Regions from separate parts of the Mus musculus genome. Here all the other regions are linked to region 1. The links are chromatin loops, found by intact Hi-C in ENCODE. Cell type or tissue: heart. All regions are shown on one strand.

What was found. A loop is a pair of places that touch in the nucleus more often than their neighbours do. Peaks named below come from ENCODE experiments on the same cell type or tissue, not always from the same donor. Only the 100,000 strongest peaks of a DNase experiment are listed, where the experiment ranks them.
Region 2: a loop joins it to region 1, with 2.6 times the contacts of the local background. A loop is called at or near these places in 6 of 42 quality-filtered maps.
Region 3: a loop joins it to region 1, with 4 times the contacts of the local background. A loop is called at or near these places in 12 of 42 quality-filtered maps.
Region 4: it touches region 1 in a loop (6-fold over the local background); 11 of 42 quality-filtered maps call a loop at or near these places.
Region 5: a loop joins it to region 1, with 2.7 times the contacts of the local background. A loop is called at or near these places in 6 of 42 quality-filtered maps.

Annotation. Positions count from the first base shown.
Region 1 is chr1:194,973,869-194,978,868 of GRCm38, forward strand. Gm16897 (predicted gene, 16897) reads right to left here and starts at 3,091. Exons shown (of 5, transcript NR_033564.1): 1 at 2,236-3,091; 2 at 986-1,150. In heart, CTCF peaks have their summits at 2,490 and 2,690; DNase peaks (open chromatin) are centred at 2,413, 2,793, 3,123, 3,833 and 2 weaker places; H3K4me3 peaks cover 1,743 bases; H3K27ac peaks cover 1,582 bases.
Region 2 is chr1:195,104,392-195,109,391 of GRCm38, forward strand. Cr1l (complement component (3b/4b) receptor 1-like) reads right to left here. Exons shown (of 10, transcript NM_013499.2): 9 at 2,427-2,531. Among named protein-coding and RNA genes, the nearest start is that of Cd46, 15 kb to the left of the region's middle. In heart, no CTCF peak of the experiment used is centred here; no DNase peak of the experiment used is centred here.
Region 3 is chr1:195,128,946-195,133,945 of GRCm38, forward strand. Cr1l (complement component (3b/4b) receptor 1-like) reads right to left here and starts at 2,625. Exons shown (of 10, transcript NM_013499.2): 1 at 2,243-2,625; 2 at 885-1,064; 3 at 202-301. The coding sequence starts at 2,360. It overlaps Gm32313 (a long non-coding RNA gene), which reads left to right and starts at 2,499. Exons shown (of 3, transcript XR_865921.3): 1 at 2,499-4,013. In heart, a CTCF peak has its summit at 2,098; a DNase peak (open chromatin) is centred at 2,156; H3K4me3 peaks cover 2,375 bases; H3K27ac peaks cover 1,730 bases.
Region 4 is chr1:195,038,240-195,043,239 of GRCm38, forward strand. Cd46 (CD46 antigen, complement regulatory protein) reads right to left here. Exons shown (of 11, transcript NM_010778.4): 11 at 2,999-3,774. The coding sequence ends at 3,753. Among named protein-coding and RNA genes, the nearest start is that of Mir29c, 3.2 kb to the left of the region's middle. In heart, a CTCF peak has its summit at 2,383 (motif pointing right); no DNase peak of the experiment used is centred here.
Region 5 is chr1:195,090,395-195,095,394 of GRCm38, forward strand. It overlaps Cd46 (CD46 antigen, complement regulatory protein), which reads right to left and starts at 1,854. Exons shown (of 11, transcript NM_010778.4): 1 at 1,705-1,854. The coding sequence starts at 1,831. In heart, no CTCF peak of the experiment used is centred here; a DNase peak (open chromatin) is centred at 1,987; H3K4me3 peaks cover 1,111 bases; H3K27ac peaks cover 1,521 bases.

The sequences.
Region 1 (5,000 bases):
GGTGGCTGGGAAGTTTGCCTCTGGTGAAGGTCAACCTCTATTTTTACAGTTGTTTATCTTGTCTTCTTGGTGCTTTTTTTCAAGTGGCAGAATGCAGTAAGAATGAGGAAGTTCCCAGGTGCATTCTTTTATTTATTTATTTATTTTTAGATATGTAACCTAGGTTGTTCAGAAACTCATGATGTTCCTGCTGTGACTCTAAAGTACTGAGATTGCATTTGTGTGCAGCTTGTACCCTGCAAATGCCCCTTCTTTAAAGACATCGATTCCATTCACAGGAGCTTCACTTTTATGGCCTAACTACATCCCAAAGGTTTTAACTCCAAATACTGTTACATTGGCCCTCTAGATTTGAAAATAATTTTTAAGAGGACACACATACAAGCCACAGCAGATGTGGGTTTGGGTCTGAGCCTGGTGAGGCTGAAAGCAGGAAGTGTAGGTGGGCTGGAGACAAATATGGAAATTCAGAAAAGAAATAATGGTCCTGATGAGGAGAATAGAGAGGAAGAGGACCTCTGAGATTTGATTTTAAAAGAAGAGTATAGATATGATGTACTGTAGAGTTGCTTCCTTACTGAAACATGTTCTCCTGGAGGCAATCTTCTTAAGATTCAGGAAGCAAACTAAATTTACAAGGGTTCAAAGTCTCAAGAAGCTCCTGAAATTTACAAGCTACAGGTCCCTCCCTAAGGTTATATAAGCAGTAATAACAATAGCTGGGGAGAGAAGATGTCTGTAAATAGGGCAGGAAGTTCCACAGTTGCAGATTTGATGAGTTGTCACTCATGGTGAGAGTGGGCTTTTCAGGTGATGCAGCTACCTTCAGTCATCCATGTTCCTAGAAGGCACCCCAATACATTCACTGGTTCACTGAGCTAAACTTGAGTAGAACTGTTTTGTTGGCTGTCATAGGTTGGTTTGTATATATCTCCCAGGGAAAATCATAGAACATGATGATCAACTTGTAGGAAGTGAAAAATACCTGATGGCATTGTGGTTTCTTCTATCAAGTGCAATGATGGGTAGGGGATGGCGCTCCTTATTGGACTCATGGACACTAGTGGTAGAACATTTGATGCTTTACAGATGCATTCTGCATGAACTCGTATCCTAGCTCCCTCTAACAAACAATGAATCGAGGCTGCTTCTGTCCAGAAGAGAAGGAAATGAGATTAACTTCACCACCTTGAGGACTTTGTTTTCCAGCCACGGGAGAATATATATTGGTGTTGGAGCAACCAGAGTATAGTTTCCTCTGGGTATCTCCCTGGGCTTTTTATTCCCCTGAACTCCTTCACTTGGAATATTTAAAACTGTGGAAAAATAAAGTAACCATGTAAATTACCTTAGTTGCAGAAGGAAAACACTGATTTTTGTTTGTTTGTTTGGTTGGTTTGGTTTTTTGAGACAGGGTTTCTCTGTATAGCCCTGGCTGTCCTGGAACTCACTCTGTAGACCAGGCTGGCCTCGAACTCGGAAATCCACCAGCCTCTGCCTCCCGAGTGCTGGGATTAAAGGCGTTCGACACCCGGCTCCAAAACACTGATCTTAAAAGACTTTACAATCAACTGCAGAAATAGCAACAGGTGCATGTATATCTAACAGTGGTTAAATAGCAGAATGAATGCGATGCTGGAAAATCATAAAGGAGCAAGAGGCTCATGTGTTAGCCTTTAAAGAGGGGGTGGAGACCCTTTATCTTCCTCTAGTCCTTTCCATCTTATTTTTCAAGACAGAATCTTTCACTAAATCTTGAGTTCAGGTTTCTGCTAAACTGGCCAGCAACCAGCCCGCTCCACTCCCCATCATTGGGATTACAAAAAGGTTTGGTTGGTTGGTTGGTTGGTTGGTTGGTTGGTTGGTTTTGTTTTTAGTCAGAAACATAGGCCCGGAGACTGTTGAAGATGTCCCAAAAGGACAGCAAGGTGGCAGATTCAGAAACTGCCAACTGGTTTGCCTGACATGGACACCTACAGAGGTCTGAAGTTGGTGGTTATGGTAATCTGAGAAGTTTCAAAATGCCCCGAATACAAATCTCTGCTTCTGTGTGGGTGTGCATTTTTCTGGAAAGAGAGAGGGTTGACAGCTCTTCTCCAATTATCTAAAGGGTCTAAGTCAGAGAACTCTCAAGAAAACATCTCCTGAGCAAGAACTTACAGGTTGACAGAAGCATAATCTGGGAATCTCACCACACAGGCCCTTGGTTCCCTGAGCTCGACCCACATCTCTTACCCTTTACTTTATAAGAGGCGTGGCGAGAGAGAAACTTTGGAAGAACAGGGCAGAGGAACCAGGACCAGTGAGGATCTGGACAGCTCTGAAGAAGCACTCAGGCTAAGGCGGGCCTGTTTGCGGTGAAACTGAAGTTGGCTAGGTCCTCTGCCGCAGTTCAGACAGAAGGGCGGCGGCGACCGCGTTCCCAGAAGTCTCAACGCCGAACTTGGCCGCAGGGTGGCGCGGCGCGGACGCGGAGCGTGGGAAGAGCGGGCGGAGCTCTCGAAGCGGAGTCCGCAGTGTTGCGCCTCCGCGGGTCGCCGCGCATTGGGGCCGCGATTGCTGTGCAGCGTCGGAAGCCGGCGGCCTCAGGTAGGAGCTGCGGCACGGGATAAGCCCGGTCGGCCGCGCATGACCTCTCCTTGCCGGATCCGGCCGCGCCTACCCCTCCACTGCTGCCTCACAGGCGGGCGGGCGCGGATCGCGGCCTGGGCGGCGCAGGCCTGAGGGGCCGCAGACCGGGGCGCAAGAACCTGAACGGTGCCCCGTGACTCGGCTTCCCAGTAGGCGGCGAGCGTGGTACTGCAACAGGGGTGCGGCGACTTGGAGAAGCTTCGTGGAAGGGAAGCAGAGACAGGTGGTTGAGGGGCAAGGACCGGCGCAGTGCATTCGAGACGTAGAAGCTTGCTCCTTCTAGCTCTTCAGAGGATCGGAGGTGCGTGAGGAAAGGCGTAGCTTGGGACACGCAGGTGCAGCCAGAGGGGATGCCACCGGGCAGGTTCTCTGCGGTCCCACACCCTCCCATTAATAACGTGGGTGTGGTAGTGGTGATGGGAGACTTGAATGGAGCTCTGAACTGGCCATCAGGGCCCCTGACCCGCCTGCGTAGCCACTAGCCACAAACGCCTGCGCCGCCAAGTTGGGGGAGGAGCAAGCCCTCGGGGTAGCTGCTCTGGCAACCTAGGCAGCAGCAGAGATGGAGCAGCATAGGTCGGAGTTGTTGACAGCTCTACGTGCTACAGTTAAAGTTCCTAGGTGGTGGGTTAGCTTTCCTTTAGGAAAAATGGGGCTATGGGGAAACAGGGTGAATTTACTCTGGACCCTTTCCTAGTTAGCATTTGCCAAATATGGTCCACTTCCCCCGCCCTGCTCCCCTCCCCCTTTTAGCGTAATTTGTTTTTTAGAGACAGCAAATGGCAGAGCAGAGGACAGCTGTCACAGCCAAACCTGTTGCTGCTGCATCATTTGTTGTGTCAGGATAGAGGGGTCTCTAGACCTTACCCCTCCCTTTCCCAGACTCCTGGATGCCCTCCTGCCAGGTCGTATAGAGTCTGCTGTTAGCCAGGTGGTGTTGGTGTTGTGGCCTCCATCTGCCACCCAAAAGGGGAAGAAGAATGCAAGAGCCAGGGAAGTCTTTCTGTCTTCTGGGGTGGAAGGAGCAGGTATAGACAGGGCTGAGGCAGTAAGAGCCTGGGTTTCTTTGGCACTGGTGGCAAGAGGATTGTATGCCAGCCCCTTGGGCTGGTTTCCACTCCTGGCCTGTCAGTGGCATTGGATAACTGCATTGGTGCTAATGGTGCCACCATGTTATGCAACACTTATATAATCTCCCATGGTGATAGCTCTGTCTCTGTTCTGAGGTCACACTGATAGGGTGCCCATCTCCATGTAGGAGAAAGGATCTGTGGAAGTTTTTGGATAGAGCTATTCTCCCAGCTCATCCCCAGACAGGCTCCTTCTGATCCTGGAACAGGAGGGTTTGACCAAGCAGGTTCTCAGTGTACCCCAGGAGTCTAGTAGTAAGAAAGGTGCTGACTGGGCAGTCTTCTCCATTTCATCCTGCCTAGTGAGTTGTTTGGTTAAGTGGATGCCATTCTCCCCGGCATGGCAGGTGGATATGGTGGAATGACTCCAAGATGTGGAACATATCCATACATTGTGCTTGATAATAAGGATTAGTTCTGACCTTGAGGTTTTGAGCAGCAGACTAGAACAGTGATGCTGGCATTACAAGGCATTTGAAGCAGGCCTAGGGGACAAGAGGTAGCCAGGGAAGGGTGTACAGGGAAGTGGATCAGACAGCAAAGATAAACATGGTGTTCTTTTACTGTACTCTCCACTGGGCTGTCCCTGGTTACCAGGGCAACAGAAGCAGTGGTGAAAATCATGCTTTCCTTTCAGTGGAAAAATCTGGCTCCTCCTCCTCCTGCTCTTTCAAGTGCTGCCAACCTTACCCATTGGGAGGATGGTGTCCCTAGGGATCAAAGACTCCAGCGTCCCCCCTTTATGCCCTTCATTGTCCATTTTTTATAATATCCCCCTTTCCTGTGTCCTCTTGCTTCCCTAAAGCTCTACAGTTGGCAGCTGTGTGGGAGTTGAATACACGGGGGGGGGGGGGGGGGGTAGGATGGGGGAGGGGAGGGCATGGACGTCATCACAGGGCAGGGCTAGCCAGGCGTGGGCAGAGATATGATGCAGCAATGACAGGAACATGGAGAGGGTCAGGAATTGATCAGCTCCTTGAGAGGTTGTTTTCAGGATGGTAGACAGGTGGAAAGGGGAAAGTGAGATGGCAGAGGGCCTCTGGGTTCAGGTTTGTGAGAAGTAGCAACTTGCCTCATAATTAAAGCCAGGGTTCATTCATTGAGCAATTATTTTGCACCCCTAAATTAGGTGAGGTTCTGGAATCTTGGAAGCCACAGAGGTAGCAGTGAGCCTTGACCTTGAAGAGGTTTGTATGCACGGGCGGAGGACGACTTTATGGATTAAGATTCTGCATTATT
Region 2 (5,000 bases), 130 kb after region 1:
TTGCTATGTATTGTGGTCCCCAAGGCCTGGATGCCCCCAGAGATGAGATAATCTGCATGTATACACAGTGATGATATGTAAGTTTGCTCCTATATTTAAAACTATTGGTTGAATAAAGATGCCTACAGCCTATATAGCTAGGCAGAAAAAAAGGTAGGGGATAGGGGACACGGGTTTGGGGGGGTGGGGTTGAAGGGGCCCACAAGAGGGAAGAGAAGATGGAGAGAGGAAAAGATGACATGGAATAGGTGAAACATGAAAACATAGCCAGTTGGAGTTAAGAGCTGCCCAAGTGGAATATGGCAAATTAGAACTCAGGGTTATGGATAGGGAAGTAGAAAATAATAGCTTAAAGGGTAGATATCTGCCCAGCTCTAGTGCTTTAAAGGCTTATTATAAACATAAATGTTGTGTGTCTTTTATCTGGGAACTGGATGATCAAAGGTGGGGTAGAAACTCCCAATTGAGATTAAAGATTTAATACAACAAACTGCAGGTTTTATGTTAGAAAAAAATTGAGTTGCCTGTATTTATATCTCTATTGACTATAAAATGCCTTTCCTGTACCTACTATTTTTCTACTGAGGCCCTTTTCAACTGTCCATTGTTGAACTGTGTATTGGCAGAAAATGCCAAGTTTCAAGTGACGCATATTATTATCAGAAAGGAGAGGGACATAGAAGAAGTTTATTAAACAATGTGATGCTCTTCCCTCCACTTATTAGGAGAGCTGCACACTCCTTTTCAGAGCATGAGCTGTGATTATTTCTAGTGTTTGTGAAATAACCTTAGAAATGTATTGTTGGGGGTGTGTTTGTTCACATAGGATCTCAGATAACCCAGGCTGACCTCAAACTCCTTATATAACTGAAAATGACAGATCTGTACTGGCTGCGCTATTATTTCTGAGACGCCCCAAGACGCTAGGGACAGGGTATGTTAGGATTCCTAGGAAGCCAGTGAGCAAATGAACATCTCTGTGTGATACAGAAATATAGAGCTGTGAATTTGTGAGAGGCCCAAGGGCTGAAGTGAGGTGCCTGAGCAAAGCAATATAACTGAGCAATCTTCAGGACACCTACTGAATAAAGCAAGGAAAGGATAGAAATTCAGGGCTTAAGGGAACTACCCAGTTTTTGTTGTCACTCATAGTTCTTTGATATAAAGTAGAATTTGTCAACATTACTTGTGATCAAAGAGTACAATAATGCTGTGTCAGATTACAGTACAAAGCTATTGTTATGTGAAACTATCAAAATTGGAGTAATCTTATTTGCTAGTCAAAACTGCCAAAAAACAGGGCAAATTTGTAAGTATCTAGGACTTGGTGGGCCATGATGCTTCTGGGCCTGTTTCACTAATCCCTTGCTGCCCGAGAGAGAATGACTGAGTGAAGATGTGCAAATAAAATGGCTCATGCAACAAGATTGGAGTTGGATCTTTGGAACTGTTACTTGGTTTATAATTCAGTGATTCACAATATTCAGTTAAATAATCATAATTCATTCAGTGTAGGATTAGTTCTCTTTCAACCCCAAACCTTTGGCCAATAGTTGCCATATAAGGGTTTGTGGTGAGGATGCACAGAAGAGGTGATTGATGAGTTAGGGATGGATATAGCTGCAGTAAAAGAAAGACAGAAAAAGAGTGAAGTTAGGTGGCAGTGAAGCATGCCATTAATCCCAGCACTTGGGAAGCAGAAACAGGTGGATCTCTGAGCCTAAGGTCAGCCTGGTCTCCATAGTAAGTTGCAGGATAGCCAGTGCTACACAGCAAAACCCTGCTTTGAAAAATGGAGAAAGAGAGAAACAAGAGAGACAGAGACAGGCAGACAGAGAGACAGAGTCAGAGTCATAGGAAGCCAAGTGAGTACAGAAATTGGGAAAGAGGTAGAGAGAGTCACCGAGGACCCTTAAGAGATCCCTCATCAGTATGTGTGTGTACCCTTAGAGAGCAGGTACTTGGCTTTCACAGGAAAAAGCAAAACCTACTGTCCCCCAAAGGCTCATGTATACCTTAGCACAGTATTAACAGTTATCAAACAAAAATCATAAAAATGGCAATAACCCAGGAAGCAAACTAAAGTTTCCAGCTCGAGAAGTACTTTCCAACTTCTGTGTGCAGTCTTCTGTTTGAATTGTTTCTGTTTTTTAATCTGTTTTGGGGTGGGATTTTGTTGTTTTGTTTTGTTATGTTATTTAAGATTTATTTATTGTGTATACAGCATTTTGCCTGCATGTATATCTGCAGGCCAGAAAAGGGCACCAGATCTCATTATAGATGGCTATGAGCCATATGGTTGCTAGGAACTGAACTCAGGACCTCTGGAAGAGCAGTCGGTGCTCTTAACCTCTTAGCCATCTCTACTGTCCATTTTTAAATCTGAGTTGATGCAAACATTTTCAATTCAGGATGTGCATATGTACCTGCTGTTCTCCTGACTTGTGAGCAGAGACTGAAGGCGGACACAGCTGTCTTCTTTATAATTTAAATGAATACCCACTTCTTTATACTTTTCATCTGTGGTATTGCTAATTGGTAGTGAGGAAAGGAAAACTGTATGAATCATCTTACAGTTTTAAAAGTAATTAATAACTTTTATTTTGATATTAAGTTATAATTTTACTAAGTTAAAAACTCAGACTAGAAAACACTAAACCCATTGTATCAAGACTCTAGCTTGTTTATATACATGTACCCAAGCCTCACAACAACTTATCTCACTATTTCTGAAGTACTTTTGGTTAGTAAATAGATTTACCACAAATTTTAACAACTTCACATACTAACAGCTTTACATTACAACCTGATATAGCATCATTGTGCTCTGTGATCACTAGTTCTACTTTGTATCAAAGTAATCCTCACTATTAGCACAGTAGCAGCAGGTGTTATAAAGAAACCTCCCTCCCTCTCTACCTTCAGGCTCCACATCTACACATTCACCAAGCTACAAGTCAAAACCACCAAAAAAAGCTGTAACTCTGATGAATATATAAAGGCTTTTCTCTTGCCATTTCCCTAAACCACAGAGTATAACTATATAGTTTAAAATATTTACACAGAATTTTCATTATATTATATTATATTATCACAACTAATCTACAGATAAATAAGACATGTAGGAGGTTCTATAAAAGTACTACCCTCTTTATATGTAAGGTTTCTTGACCATCCAAAGGTTTTTGCTATCAGTGAGACTTCTAGAGCCAAGAGCCTTCAGGTTATGAGGGATGACTACATGTAATAACTTACAGAAAAAGAAAATAGTTGATTACTTTTAAGATCAGTAACTAATGAAAAAAACATTTTCTGGCATTCATTATAAGTATAGGACTGTGTTCAGTAAGATGGGGGCTATTATACAATAGGCAAGGAAGATGACGCTTGATGGCCAGTGTTTTGTCCAAGGATTCATAGCTGGTGACCGACAAGGAACTCAGGTCTGACTATAAGCCCCATGCTTTCACCAGGAATGTTATACCATGATTTCTGGAGTTACTTAGCAAGTACTTTATATAACATAAATAACAAATACTTCCATGCTGGATTATCTGTGAGTTGGTATTAGGGTTAAGAATGGTGAATTAACAATCATTGGTCATTGATGTCTCTCAATATCAATGAACTCCATTCTCCCAATAAAAAGATACTAACAGAATGGATGTGAAACAGGATCCAATCTTTTCCTACATACGACAAATACAGCATCAAAGATAAACATTACTTCTGAGTAAAGGGTTAGAAAAAGATTTTCCAAGAAAATGGACGTCAACAGATACACGAAAATTGAAATAACCCCCTGCATCCTATTAGACTACCATGTCAACAACAGAAACAATAGAAAGCCCACAAACTCATGGAAACTGAACAAGTCTCTACCGAATGACTGATGGGTCAAAATGAAATAAAGAAAGAAACTAAAGACTTCCTCGAATTCAATGAAAATGAATGTACAGCATACCCAAAGTTATGGGATACAATGAAAGTGGAAATAAGAGGAAAGTTCAGAGCACTAAGTACTGCATGAAAAAAATTGGTGAGAAATAAGAGGAAACTCTTATTCCACAAAACTGGAAAATCTAAAAGAAATGGATAATGTTTTCAATAGATACCCCTCACTAAGATTAGATCAAGATCAAGATTAAATGGATCTGTAACCCCTAAAGAAATAGCAGTCATTGAACCTCCCCCTATCCCCCGCAAAAGCCCAGAGCCAGGTGGTCTTAATGTATAATTCTATCAGACTTTCAAAGAAAAGTTAACACCAATCCTTCTCAAATTATTCTACAAAACAGAAAATAGAAAGAACTTTGCTAAATTCATTTTATGAGACCACAGTCACCCTTGATACCCAAAAGACACAAAGATTCACCAAAAAAAGAGAATTACAGACCAATTTCCCCTATGAACATAGATGCAATAATACTCAACAAAATACTTGTAAACTGAATATAAAAACATATTGAAAAGATCATCCACTGTGATCAAATAGGCCTCATCCCAGAGATGCAGGGATAGGTCACCATACGAAAATCCAACAATGTAATCTACCATATAAACAAACTGAAAGGAAAAGAAACCCACATGATTATCTCATTAGATGCTGGAAAAGTCTTTGACAAAATTCAACACCCCTCACATTAAAAGTCTTGGAGAAATCAGGGATACAAGGCACATACCCAAACACAATAAAGGCAATATACCACAAACCAAAAGCCAACATCAAATTAAATGGAGAGGAACTTAAAGCAATTTCACTGAAATCAGGGACAAGACAAGGCTGTCCACTCTTTTCCTATCTCTTCAATATAGTACTTTAAGTCCTAGCTAGAGCAATTATACAACTAAAAGAGATCAAGGGGATACAACTTGGAAGGAGAAGAAGTCTAAGTATCACTATTTACAGATGATATGACACTATACATAAGCAACCCCCACAATTCTACCAGGGAACATCTACAGCTGATACAATGTGGCTTGATACAAGATTAACCAAA
Region 3 (5,000 bases), 160 kb after region 1:
CTGTAGAACAATTATATTGTTTAAATATGTCTAGCATATTTAAAGTCTTAAGTTCAATCTGTAGCACAAACACAACAAAACACAACACAAACAAAAACCAAATAAGGAAGTAATAGATTAGATGTCTTTCCTGAGATTTGACTAGAAAGTAGTACTGCTATTCCAGAACTCTTGAATGAAGAGATGTTGTTGCCAACTCACCCTTGATTACAAGTATAATTAATACGGGATCCAAACTGAATGCCTGTGTGTACATGTACCAAGCCATTCTCAGGATCTGAAGGAGTTTTACATTGTTTTCCTATGAAAAAGAAACAGAATTTTGGAACCAAGTACAGTAAACTGAACTTTCTGTAGTTTATGAATTTCTAACCTGATTATAACTTACTGTAGAATATATATATTTGTAATACTTCAAAGTTTTTGCCACTTTGGGGAAATTCATCAGACACTAGCTTCCAAAAGAACTCTCATCCAAGTTTTTTCTTATTTTCACACAGTGGCTCCCTAAAACATGAAGCATTCTTCTAAGTATTCTAATTTATTGGCCTTAAAGTCTGAACATTTTTCATCTCTTAGTTATTAAATACACTTTGTTTCAGAATCATTACTTAATGACACTTGTGCAAAGTTAGACACCCTAAGTGAAATATTCTGATGATATTTTCTCTTAAGCATGCCCTGTGACAATCATTCTTATTAAATTTATTAACAATTGAGAAGACAGAATCACAGTTAAAAAGACTTGACTGACAAGAATGATGATCCACATGTACTATATACCTTAGATAAGATTACTAATAATGAGTCATAATCTAAAATCCAGACAAACTGAGGCCGACTCTACTATTTGGCACAAAGGAGCCTCTTCTGCAGTTACTCACGTATACACTTATCTTCAGCACTCGTCCAGGTTGAGTCTTGTTTGCAGGTGATAGAGAACTGCCTCTTGATATATCCTGGGAGACATTCATACAACAAATATGTTCCAATGGGAAACATGGATTCATCAGTTAGATTTATAGGTTTGGCAGAAGGAAGCTGTGATGGGGCTGGGCAGTGACCTGTTGAATGAGACACAGCAACATTACATTGGATAAAAGAACTTGCATCATCCCTCATACTCTCAGTTCTCCAGCTAGCTACAATGGACCATGCATGATCCTCCTCTCTGGCACTCAGGAATGGATCAGTACTATGGTCAACGGGGAAAAAATAATATAATTTAAAAAATGAAACTGCATTTCATTTTGTTAATGTACTTTCCAATACATATTTTGATTTAACTTCTAGACTCAGTTATTTTCTTTTAAGTCTTAGCAGCATTAATTATGTGGCAGAGAGAGTCAAATAATATGTAACCAATAACTATATGTTGGAAAAAAATCATTTTCATTTAACTTTGGAAATACAATAAAAAACAAACAATGCAAAAGACTTCAAGGAAGTCTTTCTCTTAGAAAGTTCTGATTAAGGAGAAAGGAAAGGGAAATTAGAACTTTCATGGTGGGTAAAATGGGCACTCTATTTTGTTCTTAACCATCAGTAAAATTTAATATGTAAATTCTACAGTCTTTTCTACTTGCAAATATTTCATTGCACCTTGAGGCTTGCTAGCTTTTCAAATCTTACCTTGGAGTGGGAGTGGAAGGACCTTCCTTAAAGTGGAAGCTCAAGGGAGTTAATGAGGATTTGGGGTGGGAGATAAAGTACACAGTCTCACTGTGTGAAAACTGTATCCCTGGGCCTGTTTGTCTAGGCCTTCGGAGAAAGTGCATAGGGAATGTCTCAAGATAGAAATAAATTAAGGAGCTGAAATTGGGTTAGATATTTGATGGCACCTATTAAATACCAATACCACGAAAGACATCAATATCTCCATTTCACAGATAAGGAAACACAAAAATATTAACTTTCCTCATAACCAAATTCTAGGATTAGAAATTGCATCTCTCAATATTCCTGCAACCCCCTGCTCCCCACACCGTTTCTCTCACTACATTCAGCACAGAAAAGCACAGCGTACAGCTAATAAAGACAAGCAGCTGGGAGACCACGCGTTCCTGCCGGCTGCGTACGACCCAAGATCTGGGTAGAGGGCGCCCCACGCTCACCCATGGGAAAGGGGCGCTGAGCACTCACAGGCAGCCCAGACCAGCGTTGGAGTCTGCGCAGAGCCTATTTACCGCGGGTTCCCGGTGAACCGTGTGTCCGTGCTTCCCCAGGCCTCCCCGCAGCTCACCCAAAGTAAATGGCAGCAAGAACAGCAGCAAAACTTCTAGCTTGACTCCTCCCCGGCCGAAGGCTACAAGGAGCCACACCGGATCCAGAGGCTCTGAACTCCGAGAAGAGACCTCCATTCCCCTCACACCGTTCTCAAACAACGTTTTACGGCAAATGGTGTAGAAAGCAGTCCCACCCAGAAATGGCGCTGGGTTCCGGAATAAAACTTCCTCTAGCTGGGCTAGGCGCGGTCTTGTTTACTCCAAGCCCCTGGGATTTCTGTGGAATTACCCTTGGGAGATTGATTCAGCAATGCAGAAACTGGTTCAATACCTAGTAGGTCAGCTCCAGGAAGTTTTCCACTTGCAGGAACCTTCGACTCCAAAGAAAACAAGGCATTATGGGAACTCGGTTTGCATATAGCCCGGCCTTACTCCTTTTAAAAATCTGCAAGGGTGGAGCCTAACCCTAATCTGCAACAGTGAGCTGACAGTTGCATACCCTGTCTAGTATACAGTAAGAACCTATTTCCTTATGATGAATTCGGATGTAACGTGCCGCTGGAAACAAAAAATGAAAGGTAAAAACCATAGCTCTCATCTTAAAAGGATTAGGAGTTTATTCTGAAGCCATTTTGAGTGATCATGACCCTGGAACAATGATATGGTCACCCCAAATTTCATGGAAGCAGTTTCATAAAGTTTTTGTGGTTTTACAGAGCAGAGAAAGTCACAAATTAAGGCAAGTTTAAAATATATTGTTGGGTACATACAAGAAGCAGGTAGTGGAAGCTTTTCTATAGGCTCAGGATGACTCTAATGGCACTCGGCTTTTGTATTGGTAGAAGCTAGTTGCCTGATAAGTCAGTAGATTCTAAAAGGTTGTTTGTGGTTTTGTTTGTTTGTTTGTTTGTTTGTTTTGTATCTATTGTATCATGATGTTAGTTCTGACTTAGCCCAAGATAAGGTAATTATTGGTCTCTGGACCAGCAAAATTGCAATCTCTCCAGAGTACTGAAATTCTAATCAGCCAATAGTCTTTGCAGAAACAGTTAACTTTCAGGAATTTCCTTTCACAGTCAGACGCAGTTTCTTTCCGGAAGTTTTTGTTCACAACCATGTCAGTGCTATTCAGCCTAGACCAGGATAGTGCAGTAATGAATCAGGGAGCGAAGCCAGGCCTTGCCATCATCCAAGTGAGATTTGATGGCAGATGAACAATTAATAAGTTTTCAGAAATGGAATAAACAGGATTTGCACTGAATTTTAATTCCTTTCTTAATACTAATGAGAGAGAGAGAGAGAGAGAGAGAGAGAGAGAGCCCTACTCAGAGATTGGTGGTAGTGCTTCTAGAAATAACAAATATAAAGAGCCAAGTTTGGGGAATAGAATTAAGAACTCAAATATTCCAAGAGAGAAATAGGACATGCGAACAAACATGTCCACATTCTGTTTTCAGAACCTGTGATAGGTACTTTATACGGCAGGAAAAGAAATGGCTAATTAAATTAAATCAAGAACATTTAAGTGGGGAGGTAATCCTGTCTGCCAAAGTGGGCTTAATAACCCTAAGGAACCTTACAGGAACATAGTCCTAAATCAGAGAGGAAGAACAATGAGGGCAGAGATCAAAGTTGCTGCCTCCAGAGAGCAAATGATAGCAGCCTCTAAAATGTGGAACAAATAAGCAGATTCTTCCCCGAAGCTTTCATATGGAACCAGTCCTGCTAGCACTTTGGATTTAGAATTTAAGTTATTCTCGAAAAAGTATGGAAGAAGTTATATTGCAGGTAAGTATACTTTCTTGCACCATATGCTATCAGAATACACTGCTATCCCCACATTGTTTGGAGGTTACATTTTAGCATCCACTTTCTTCCCTGAGTCCTTGATGGGTTTAGCTCCTGGCTGATATTTACTTCCAACAATGCTCCTCTTCTCTCACTCCTCATTGGCTTCAAAGATTACAGAAACTTTTTTCCACATGCTTGGCTTCACCGTTCCTTAAATTATCTTTGCCTATGATCTTGTCCTCCACTCTACTATGCCACCAAGGCTCATGAGAATATCCTAGAACTGTCATTATAACTGTGTCCTCTCCATGAGCTTAACTATCCCTCTTAACCACAAGTCCTACCCTTCTGGTTCACTCCCAGTGTCCTGATTCTCAAAATCTCCATTTCACAGTGTCTGCAAACCCATAGACCTGCCACAACTGGTCTCTTGCTAGATTAAGTTTGTGCTCCATCCTTACAGTCACCATTTTATATACACCTTCACTTACAGTACTTATTGGACAGAACAACAAAAATTTCAATTCTCTATTATTTTGCCTCCATTGCTCTAACGCTGAGTGTGGCTAGTGAAAAACGAAGAATTAGTGACAACTGGTCTTACTGTAAGGGACTGTACTGACTGGTTTTGTGTGTCAACTTGACACAGGCTGGAGTTATCACAGAGAAAGGAGCTTCAGTTGGGGAAGTGCCTCCATGAGATCCAGCTGTGAGGCATTTTCTCAATTAGTGATCAAGGGGGAAGGCCCCTTGAGGGTGGGACCATCTCTGGACTCATAGTCTTGGGTTCTATAAGAGAGCAGGCTGAGCAAGCCAGGGGAAGCAAGCCAGTAAGTAACATCCCTCCATGGCCTCTGCATCAGCTCCTGCTTCCTGACCTGCTTGAGTTCCAGTCCTGACAACCTTTAGTGATTAACAGCAATGTGGAAAGTGTAAGCTGAATAAACCCTTTCATCCTGAACTTACTTATTGGTCATGATGTTT
Region 4 (5,000 bases), 64 kb after region 1:
CTAATTTCAGTTGTATTTGTAGCAGAGGGAGTTCTACTTTCCACTGATAGTTTATTTCAACCCTTCAGTAGGCGGTGAAAAAGTTCTATAAAACTGTTCAGAGATTTGCCAGCATTGGGGGTGGTGGAGGGGCAGGGTTCATGATTGGGGAACTTTCAGGAAGAAAGCAGGTGGCCCCTTCCATAGGAGTTGCATAGCTAACTATGAACTACCTGCAGTACAATTATTTCAAGCCAGTAGGTTTTAATAACTAATGGCAAATCAGCTGCTCAGGAAGCTTCTTCTAAGCCTTCATCCCAGTTGCCTTACCCCAGATGGCTGCCTTGCCCATTTTGCTGGAAGTGGGAGGCTGTTGGAGAATTTGCTGGAAAGACTTCCCAGCGACTATGATGCATCCTGCAGCTGCAAAGCTATTTCAAGCCTTTGATTGAAGAATCCATGTTCTAAGTCACATCTAAGGATGTGCTGGTAGGAATAGCTAAGTCCCTCAGCTGTATTTTTTAATTTACCCCACTAAAGTAGGAGACTGCAGCTCCTCTAAGTATGACAGATTGGGTCTGTGGTATTAACTACACATTAAGTCTTTAAAAAAAAAAAAAACATAGCTACTCTGTCCAAAGCTCCCAATTAATTTGTACTGAAAATTTGATTGAAACTCCCCCAGGCCATGATTCTGGCTCTTTAATGAGTTAAGTGCTAGAAAGTTGAATTTAATATCAAAGCACAAAAACAATGATTTAAAATTTATTTCCATTTAGAAAAATCATAATATTCTCATTGAATACTTAAACTTTGCCATATCCTGATGTCCTGAGAAGCAAATTGAAACCAGAACACCTCTCAGTTATTTTTTATCTGGATGCTTATAGCCCTTTACATAAAATTGTCACTCTGGGATAATTTTTCATAATTGGCTAGTAATGTAGGTTTTTTTTTAACAGCACCCTCCTGAATCAGATTTATAAAACCATGCTGTCAACCCAGGTATAAAGACTTTTGTTAAAGCATTAGTTTTTTAAAATTAAGCCTTACCAGACTTTTTAGAAGTGAATACAGTGTATTTTTGTTAACTGGGGGAAGAAAGATCTGCAACCAGTTTAGTAGATCAAATGAATTAAGTTTAGTCCCTAGCATCTTTAAGAAGTTGGTCTAGGCCTTCTGTTTGGAAGCTGGCATATAGTCTCAGGAATAGATAGCACATTGATATTAACATACTTTTAAGGGAAGCCGGAGATAAATCTGTGTTTGATCTGGGGCACATTCTACCTCAGTACCACATTACTGTGGCTTTGGTCACCAAAAGAGTGATCCTCAGGTTCAGGTCCCATTCCTGCAAGCAAATACTATTTTAGCTGGCTTTAGAATGGGGCTCAGATGAGTCTATTGTAGAGCCAAGGCTGAGAGCCACTTCTCTATTTCTGAAAAGACCATACTATTTTGGTCATAGTTATGTGCTGCCAGTTAATATGTTAGTGCATAAATTTCAAGTCAGTACTGTAACAAATTAGTACAAATGTGATATCTTAACACACACAACATTCTTAACAGGTCTGAATAGCAGAAATATAACATTTTCACTGGATTAGAATCAAGGTACTATCAGACACAAACGCTTCAGAAATATGAAGGAAAAGTAGTTGTCTTGCTTCTTTCTGTAAACAGGCTGTGTTCTTTGCCTTGCTCTTTCCCTCAAGCTTCAAAGGCCAGCAGGATCTCATTTTGCCGATGTGGCCACAATGTCTTCTCTAATCAGTCATCACATTTTAACAAAATCACAATGTGGTTAACCTGCACATCAGTTTGAGAAGTATATTGATTGCTATGGGAGCCTACAGAAGGAATTCTTCATGGTTGAAGCTCACCTCGAGTACAGATTTAATTTTTTTTTGAGTAGGCATTGCAGGTGGAGGTAGGTAATCAGATTAATTTTTTCCAAGCACCATACTTAATATGTTCAACTAAGCATTAGATACGCCCTAAATTCCCAATGAACTCCAAACACTAGAGTTCCTGTTTATAGTGGTTCAGCATTGCAATGTACAACAGTTTTCAGAGCTATTCCTCACATTGGTCTTAATACCTGTACTCAGGTTTTACTGGGTTTTGTCCAGTCATGTCGGGAATCAAGGTGGATAGTTTTTCAGCATTGTCTGTGTGGCAATATGTTCACCTGCTGTATGTAAACAAGCAAGAAGGGAAATTATGCATTCACTTGTTCCACCAAGTATTATATATCCCCCATATTTAAGAAGTGAGGAACAAAAAAATTAATTACTACCTTCACAAAAGCAGAAGAGAGCTACTGTTCTACCTGATCTAAAATAAAATTAATGACAATGTCACAGTGAAGAGGCAGAAGACTGTCAGATACTTAAACAGTCCACAGGAGGGCAGCAGTGCTATGATCTCAAAGGCTGACAGCTCATTTTAGGGTAATCTCAGGATGAGCCTAGAGAGCCTAAGCATACTGATGCATAAGGAAGAATAGTTGTGTATTGGATTCATTCAATTCTGTTCTTAAATAGGCAAATTATTAAACTATGAAAAATCCAGTCTTGGTTAAAATGTTAGCTCTCTGGTAGAATTGCTTATTTCCCTTAAACCTTAAAATTAGGATGAATATTCAGGTTCTTTTTGCCCCTGAGTCTTTCTAGCATAATTCAGACAATTTACTGTTGGTTACTGTAAAAGTCCTTTCTGTATATTTTATGCCAATTAAAAATATGCTAGAGTCTCATGTTAATTTTCTAAAAATGCTTAGTCAATGCAATTTTCATTCTGTGTTTATATTGTTCATAAACATTACTATATCATATTTTAAAACTACAATTTATCATTGCTTATTTTGACAGACATCAATACTTTTAAGCAAACAGTTAATAATCTGTTAATGACTGTTTTCTTCCCAGTGCTAAGGAATGAATTCAGGGTCTTGTACATGCTGAGCAAGCTTTCTGCTGAGCTTCATCCCCAACCCATGAACAACTTTAAGTTCAAGTCTTTGAAAATTTGGTTTTTAATAGGTAGAATTAAACTCTGATTTTCTTTAAGCTGTTATCCTCTTTATATGGAGAGTTGACTGTCACATTTTTATTTTCACATAAAAATCATCATGTCCTATTAGTTACACAGGTTTTACTTTGTTTTTTGAGACCTATGAATACGTTCAAGTGATATGAAAATTACATCTCCTATTAGGCACATGTATACAGACTCTTAAATGTGGCTAACTTAAGGCTAACCAATAAAGATAAAGAACCTGAGGAGTTAGAGCTTCACAGGACTGGTAGGACATGCATTGGCGTTAGAGGTACATGGATTTAGAGAGAATATTAAGCATTTCAGGTGACAGACTGAGTGTGGAAGGCACAGATGTGGTTAATTCACAGCCATTATGTGCAGTGAAAGTGTGAGGCATGGGGATAAGAGCTCCAACTGGACAGGGTTTGGTGTCTGCTTGGAAATGTGACCTTCTTCCTGCAAATACCATGTCACAGGCAGAACATTCTGCTTAGTACACAGGCACTCATGGTTGGATACTGAGAACCCTTGGTGAGCTGCAGGGGCTGAAATGTGAGGTTATAGTAGAGAGGTTAGATACAGATTGTATTTATAAACACAGATTTGATTTACACTAGAAACACACACATTACCACAAATGAAGCTCCTGCAAATATATAATTTTGCGTTTGCCAGACTTGAAGATCCAGTTTTCAAAAATGGAACAGTAATGACTTCCACACATGAGATTTTCATCTTGCTGCAGATACATTTCTGTAGTTAAAAGAACATTTCAAGTTCAAATATGCCTTTTTCTCTGCCATGTGGACAATTTTTTAAAAAGCACTTTTCCTCATATTTATATAACTGACAAAGTATTTGATAAAAATAAAATGTATATTTATACAGACATGTGTCAAATATAAATAGTAATTTGAAGGTTAAATTTGAAGCAGATCAAGCTATAAAGGTAAATTTATTTTCAAAATAAAATATTTGATTGAAAATATTTTAAATTAAGTTTTAAAACAGTAAAGCCATTTCTTGTCTTTAAACAATTAGTAGTTCTTTGTCTTAACTTATCTTTGGCCTCTTTTTTAAATGCTATGATTTTTAAGTATAGCACCGTGTATAGGTACAACTGCTACCTTTTTCTTTTTTTAAGAATGTGAAAATGAGTACAGATTTCAATTTTTCTTAATCAAATTCCTAGGTGGTTTTTTTGTTTTGTTTGTTTTTCTGTCCAAGAGTTATCTTCCTGAAGTATCCACTTGGAGGGTAAAAGGCTTGGAGTTTCACTCAGAGTGACTGTAGGTGTTTATACTCAAAGCAGGGTTCACCCTCGCTCAGTTTCAGTTCGGACTCACAATCTTCTCAAGGGGATGTCTCCTTGGCCCCTCTATGCTACTAAACATAAAAGTGAAAATACACCTCAGAAAAGGCAATTCATCAGGAATGACGGTTTCTTCTCTCAGCAGTAGTTCCTCAGAGCCTGAGTGGGCTGGGGCCTGGTGGAGGTCAAGCTCTGTTCTACCTGAGTATGACCTGCCTCCAGAGCTCCTTCAGTGCAGCTGACAACAGGAGTGCCACTTACAAGGGGGAAGGAGCAGGTATTAGGGGAGACAGGAGAGAGACCTAAGGAGTTACTGAGTAAAGGTGAGTTCCAGGCTTATCAACTGAAATTTCAGGATTCTCACTCACTCAAGTATGTAACATTAACTCTAAAATCACATGCCACCCAGCAGCTAAGCACATTTGGCAGTGCTGTTCAGTGTTTACCTCTCAGCTACTCTATTCAAAACAATGTAAAAACTCAAAGAACAACATTTTGTAAGAAAAACAGGTTTATATAATTTTAATACTGGAGAAAAGCTATATAGTAAATCTCTTATGTTGGAAATCAACTTTATGACAAATCAAGTATTTTTAAGACATCTTGACTTTGAACTGAGTATAGTATCTGTGCATACATTCTTCTTCTTCTTGTTTTTGTTTTTGTT
Region 5 (5,000 bases), 120 kb after region 1:
TTGGCCAAATATATTTAACATTCTGGTACTTGAGTTTTGTAAGAGCAACAACACTAAGACAAAACAAACAAACAAACAAAAAAAAAACCATTTGGAGTCACTAGTGTGAAAAAAAGAAAAGATCTCTTGCCTTCCTATTCAGAGAGGTAGAGAACAGAAAAGCCAGTTTTATAGGTGTGATGCAAGTTGAGAGATGGGTTAAGTTGGGTTATGTCTACTAAGGGTAGTCAGAAGAGGTCTCCCTGGGGGGGGGGGGTGACATTCCAACTAAGTTTGAAGAGAAAATAGTCAAATATGTAATATCAGGAGAAGGTTCTATATATAAGAAAAACAGTAAAAAAAAAAAAACAAAACAAACAAACAAAAAAAAACCAGTGGTTTAAAGTGTCAGAGTTGGGATTGTTGTTTGTCCTGTCCCTCAGTCATTTTAAAATCCAGTCAGAGAAGCATGTTCCTTTACTCCAGAGCATGGTTCTATTCCTTCATGTTAAGCTTTGGTTATTATTAGCAAATATTTATAGATCATATACTATGTATTGCCACTAGGGATCTATCAGCACAATAAAGTGCCTGCTTACATTCCTATACATATATGTGTGTGAACAATCAGTGGAAGAGGCTCACAAAACCAAGACAGGCTTGTCACTGTCTCCCAACATCTCCATCCTCCGGACCAGCACAGAGTCTGGAACATAGAAGGCAAAAGTTGCTGGATGGATACTGATAAGAAAAAATATAGAAATACAGACTATATGAACAAGATTATGTATATATGTCACAAACACAGAGTGTTGCAAAACAGAAGAAAACAGAAGTATTGTTCTTTGTGTAAATTTTATAAAGTAACTAACCATGTATAGTATTTATTCCATGTAATGAAACACCATCCAAATGTGGTGGGATAAAGCTTGAGTTTTAGTTCATGAGCTAAGGTGAAAACCAGAGTGCTACTTATACTTCTTGTCTCAGGAGTGATGTCTAGATTGTCCTTTTTCTACTATGACTTTATCTGTAAAGGAAGATAAGATCTCAGAGCCATTTGGTAATAGAATCAGACACTGTCTGCTTTGGCTAGGAATGGACACTAATTCCAAGCAGGGAGTAGGAGTGTAAGGAATATGATTAAACACACTGTATATGTGTGTGTGTGGGGGGGGGGGGAATCTAATGAAATTGAAAAGCCAAACAAAATAGCCACTTTTTTTTTTTTTTCGAGACAGGGTTTCTTTGTATAGCCCTGGCTGTCCTAGAACTCACTTTGTAGACCAGGCTGACCTCGAACTCAGAAATTCACCTGCCTCTGCCTAAATTAAAGGCATGCGCCACCATGCCCAGCAAAATAGCCACTTATAAACCAAGCCCATACATACTGCCTCGGGCAACAAGGAAATTTGACTTAAAGGGGGAGGCCAAGTGTGACTTTCCCTCCCTTCTAAACCCAGAGTTGCTTGCCCACAGCATAAGCCGTGCAATCTGCTACTGACACAGTGGGGCTCTAAGTGAACATCTACCCCTCCCTCCACTCAGGCTGCCCACCCCTTAACTACTGCCTACTAAGGAAATCTGCACTTTCGGGGTGAGGACTGAATGATCTCCATAGTCACAGCAAAACTCACACATTTACACAACCCTAAGAGGGCTCTACCAGGAACTCCTGAACTCCTCCCAGCTTCCCTGCGACACAGCCTCTCTCCTGGATCGTACCAGATAAATGAGACAGCAGAAACAGAAGGGCCTCAGCATAGACGCCCAAGGAGCACCAGAAGAAAGTGTAGCTCTTCCTTCTGCGACAGGGGTGCGTTGAGTCTGGCATAAGAGGCGCCGCCGTCATGTTACCAGACTGAAAGGGAAACTGGGCGCCAGGAAGCCAGAGAGCAAGTTTTAAGATAGGTGAACAGACGCAACAATCCTGAAACTAAAGTGTGCTGAGCGACACAACAGGTGGGCGTGGCCAGGCCGCTCCTGGCAGGCTGGTGACTGGTAGCGCTAGCTAGGCCAATCGGCTGGCAGTAAGGTGGGGCCTCAGTTCAAGCGGCTGGGCCATGAGGTTGCGCTCCCGCCAGGAATTTTGGGCTTCTCAACTATTTTCCATTGTCCCACTTTGCTGTGCTCCTTCCTTACCTAGCTGCGTTACTCCCAAGTCCTCTGCAGCTTTGCTGCACTCCTCAGCTTGGATGGCACAAGCCTTGTCCTCAGTTGCATGTCAGGGTTGTGCTCCTCTCAGGGCTGTTTTCTTAAAGATGCAGCTCAGTATTCCCTCTTCAGCGGCTCTATAGCTGTTCTAAGGTGTGCTTACCAGCTGGGGCGTACCTTGGCTTACATATACAAAGAGACCGCTTTATTCCAGAAGGCTGGAAAGACTTGTTGGCCCTGTGATCATTGCTCTGAACTTGAACTTGAAGAATAAAAGTGCGGGAACCTATAAAATAGACCTAAAGCACTATCAGGAGGCTGCCTCAGACTTGTATTTGGCATTAGTCACAGCTGATTAGGACAAGTACTTATATTTTCCTCATTTGAATTCTCTTACAGCCTCATCTCACAATCCTCAACTCTCAAAGGTTTTCCCATTGGATTCTCAGCTTCTAAAGTCACACCCCCACCCTCCACATGGTTGCTGTAAATTATTGCACAGAACACTTCTCTGTGGCAAGCATTGCAAGCACACCCCTGAAGTTGAGCTATTATGTTTTAGCCCTGGTTAGGAATGCTTTCAGTGACAGTGTTGACTGTGAACATCCCAGGATCCTGACAAATGTCAAACCTTTGGATGAAGGAGAGGATTCAAATTTGGTGTTTTTTCCAGTTCATGGGAAATATCTTGTTAAACTGTCAAAGAGAAGCAAGGGGGAGTGCGGGGGTGTGGACCAAAATAGGACTCAATCTCCTGTATGCTTTTTGAAGGGTGGTAAGACAGTGGGATGAAAGGGCATTTAAGTGGTAGAGAAATCAGGGTTAGGGCTTTTTGTGTGTCTCGGGAATTATGTTTACATTGTTTTCAGAGGGTGGGTGCAGTGGTTTGAATAGGAATGGCCCCTATAGACTTATGTGTTTGATATTTGGTCCATAGGGAGTGGGACTATTAGGAGATATGGCTTTGTTGGAGTAGGTGTGACTTTGTTGGAGGAAGTGTGTCACTAGTGGATGGGCCTTAAGGTCTCAGAAGCTCAAACCAGTTCTCTGCCTGTTGCCTGTGGATTCAGATGTAGAACTCCCAGCTCCTTCCACAGCACCATGTCTGCCTGCATGCCACCATGCTTCCTGCCATGATGATAATGAACTAAACCTCTGAAAAGGTAAGACAGCTCCAACTCTTTTTCTTTATAAGAGTTGTGTTGGTCATGGTATTTCCTCACAGTAATAAAACCTTAATTAAGACTGGGATAACAGCTACAGGCCAGCCAACCTTTCTGCATAGTGGATCAGGATCTAACTTCATCTCCAGGAATTCAGGTAAACAAAACAAAACAAAAAACAAAACCAAGTACAGAAACAAGGACGGTTTTCACAAGGACACTTACTTTATCCATTTTTGGTTTTACATCTGTCTTTGTGTTTTTGTACTCATAGTATGTTGTGAATGTACATGTCCATTTGGGTGTGTGCACCTGTGCATGCACGTAAGTGTGCATGCATGAGTGTGCATGTGGTTGTAGAGGCCAGGGGTTAACACATGTTGTCTTCCTTGGTCAATCTCTGTCTTAGTTAGGGTTTTATTGCTGTTAAGAGATATCATGACCATGACAACTCTTATAAAGGAAAATACTTAACTGGAGTTGGCTTACAGTTCAGACATTTAGTCCATTATCATCATGATGGGAAGCATATGATATGCAGGGAAAAGGAGCTAACAGTTCTGCATCTGGATCCTCAGGCAAAAGAGACTGTGAGTCACTAAGCCTGGCTTAAACTAAGACCTCAAAGCCCACCCTTGTGACTCACTTCTTTTAATAAAGCCACAACTACTCCAACAAGGCCATACCTCCTAATAGTGCCACTTCCTATGCGTTTATGGGGGCCATTTTAATTTAAACTACCACACTCTCCAACTTATTTATTTATTATTACTTTAGGTTCAGGCAGACTGAACATAAAGTTTATTGAGCCAGCAAACCCCAGGAATCTTCCTGTCTCTGCTTTTCCATCTCTTGGCTTTCAGTCATTTTTGGACTTTTTATGTGGGTTCTAGGAATCTGAATGCAAGTCCTCATGCTTATGCAAGAGACATGTAAAGGGTAAATATACTATATTACAAACTTTCAAGAATCCTCTAATATCTTTTTGTGCTAAAGTTCCATTTTTTGTGTGTGTGGTGGTGGTGGTGGTTAGTGGACTTTGCATAGGACTTTTTCTTCCCCTAACTTTCATAATCTAAAATCAAGTTGATAGCTAGCTCATCCTTATGGTGTCTGTCTTAGGGTTTCTATTGCCAGGGCAGAATACTATGATCAAGAAGCAAGTTGGGGAGGGAAGGGTTTATTTGGCTTACACTTCTACATCACTATCAAAGGAAGTCAGGACCAAAACTCAAGCAGTGCAGGAACCTGGAAACAGCAGCTGATGCAGAGGCCATGGAGGAACACTGCTTATTGGCTTGTTCCTCATGGCTTGCTCAGCCTGCTTTCCTATAGAACCCAGCATTATCTGCCTGGAGGTGGCCCCAAAAGAATAGCTGACCCCCAACACCCACATCAATATCTAATTATGAAAATGCCCTAAAGGCATGCTTACAACCCAATCTTATTGAGGTATTTTCTCAATTGAGGCTCCCTCATCTCCAGGGACTCTATCTTATGTCAAACTGACATAAAACTAACCAGGGCAGTGTCAAACCAATTATTATATAACACACCTTTAAAGAAGCTATTAAAACACAGAAACAAGCAAAAATGATGTGCATACCTTTTGTTCAATATCCAGAAAGATTCTGACATTTATTGAGATCATGAGCATAGCTCAAAATATTACTATATACATATAATATACAGGAACACTTGTTT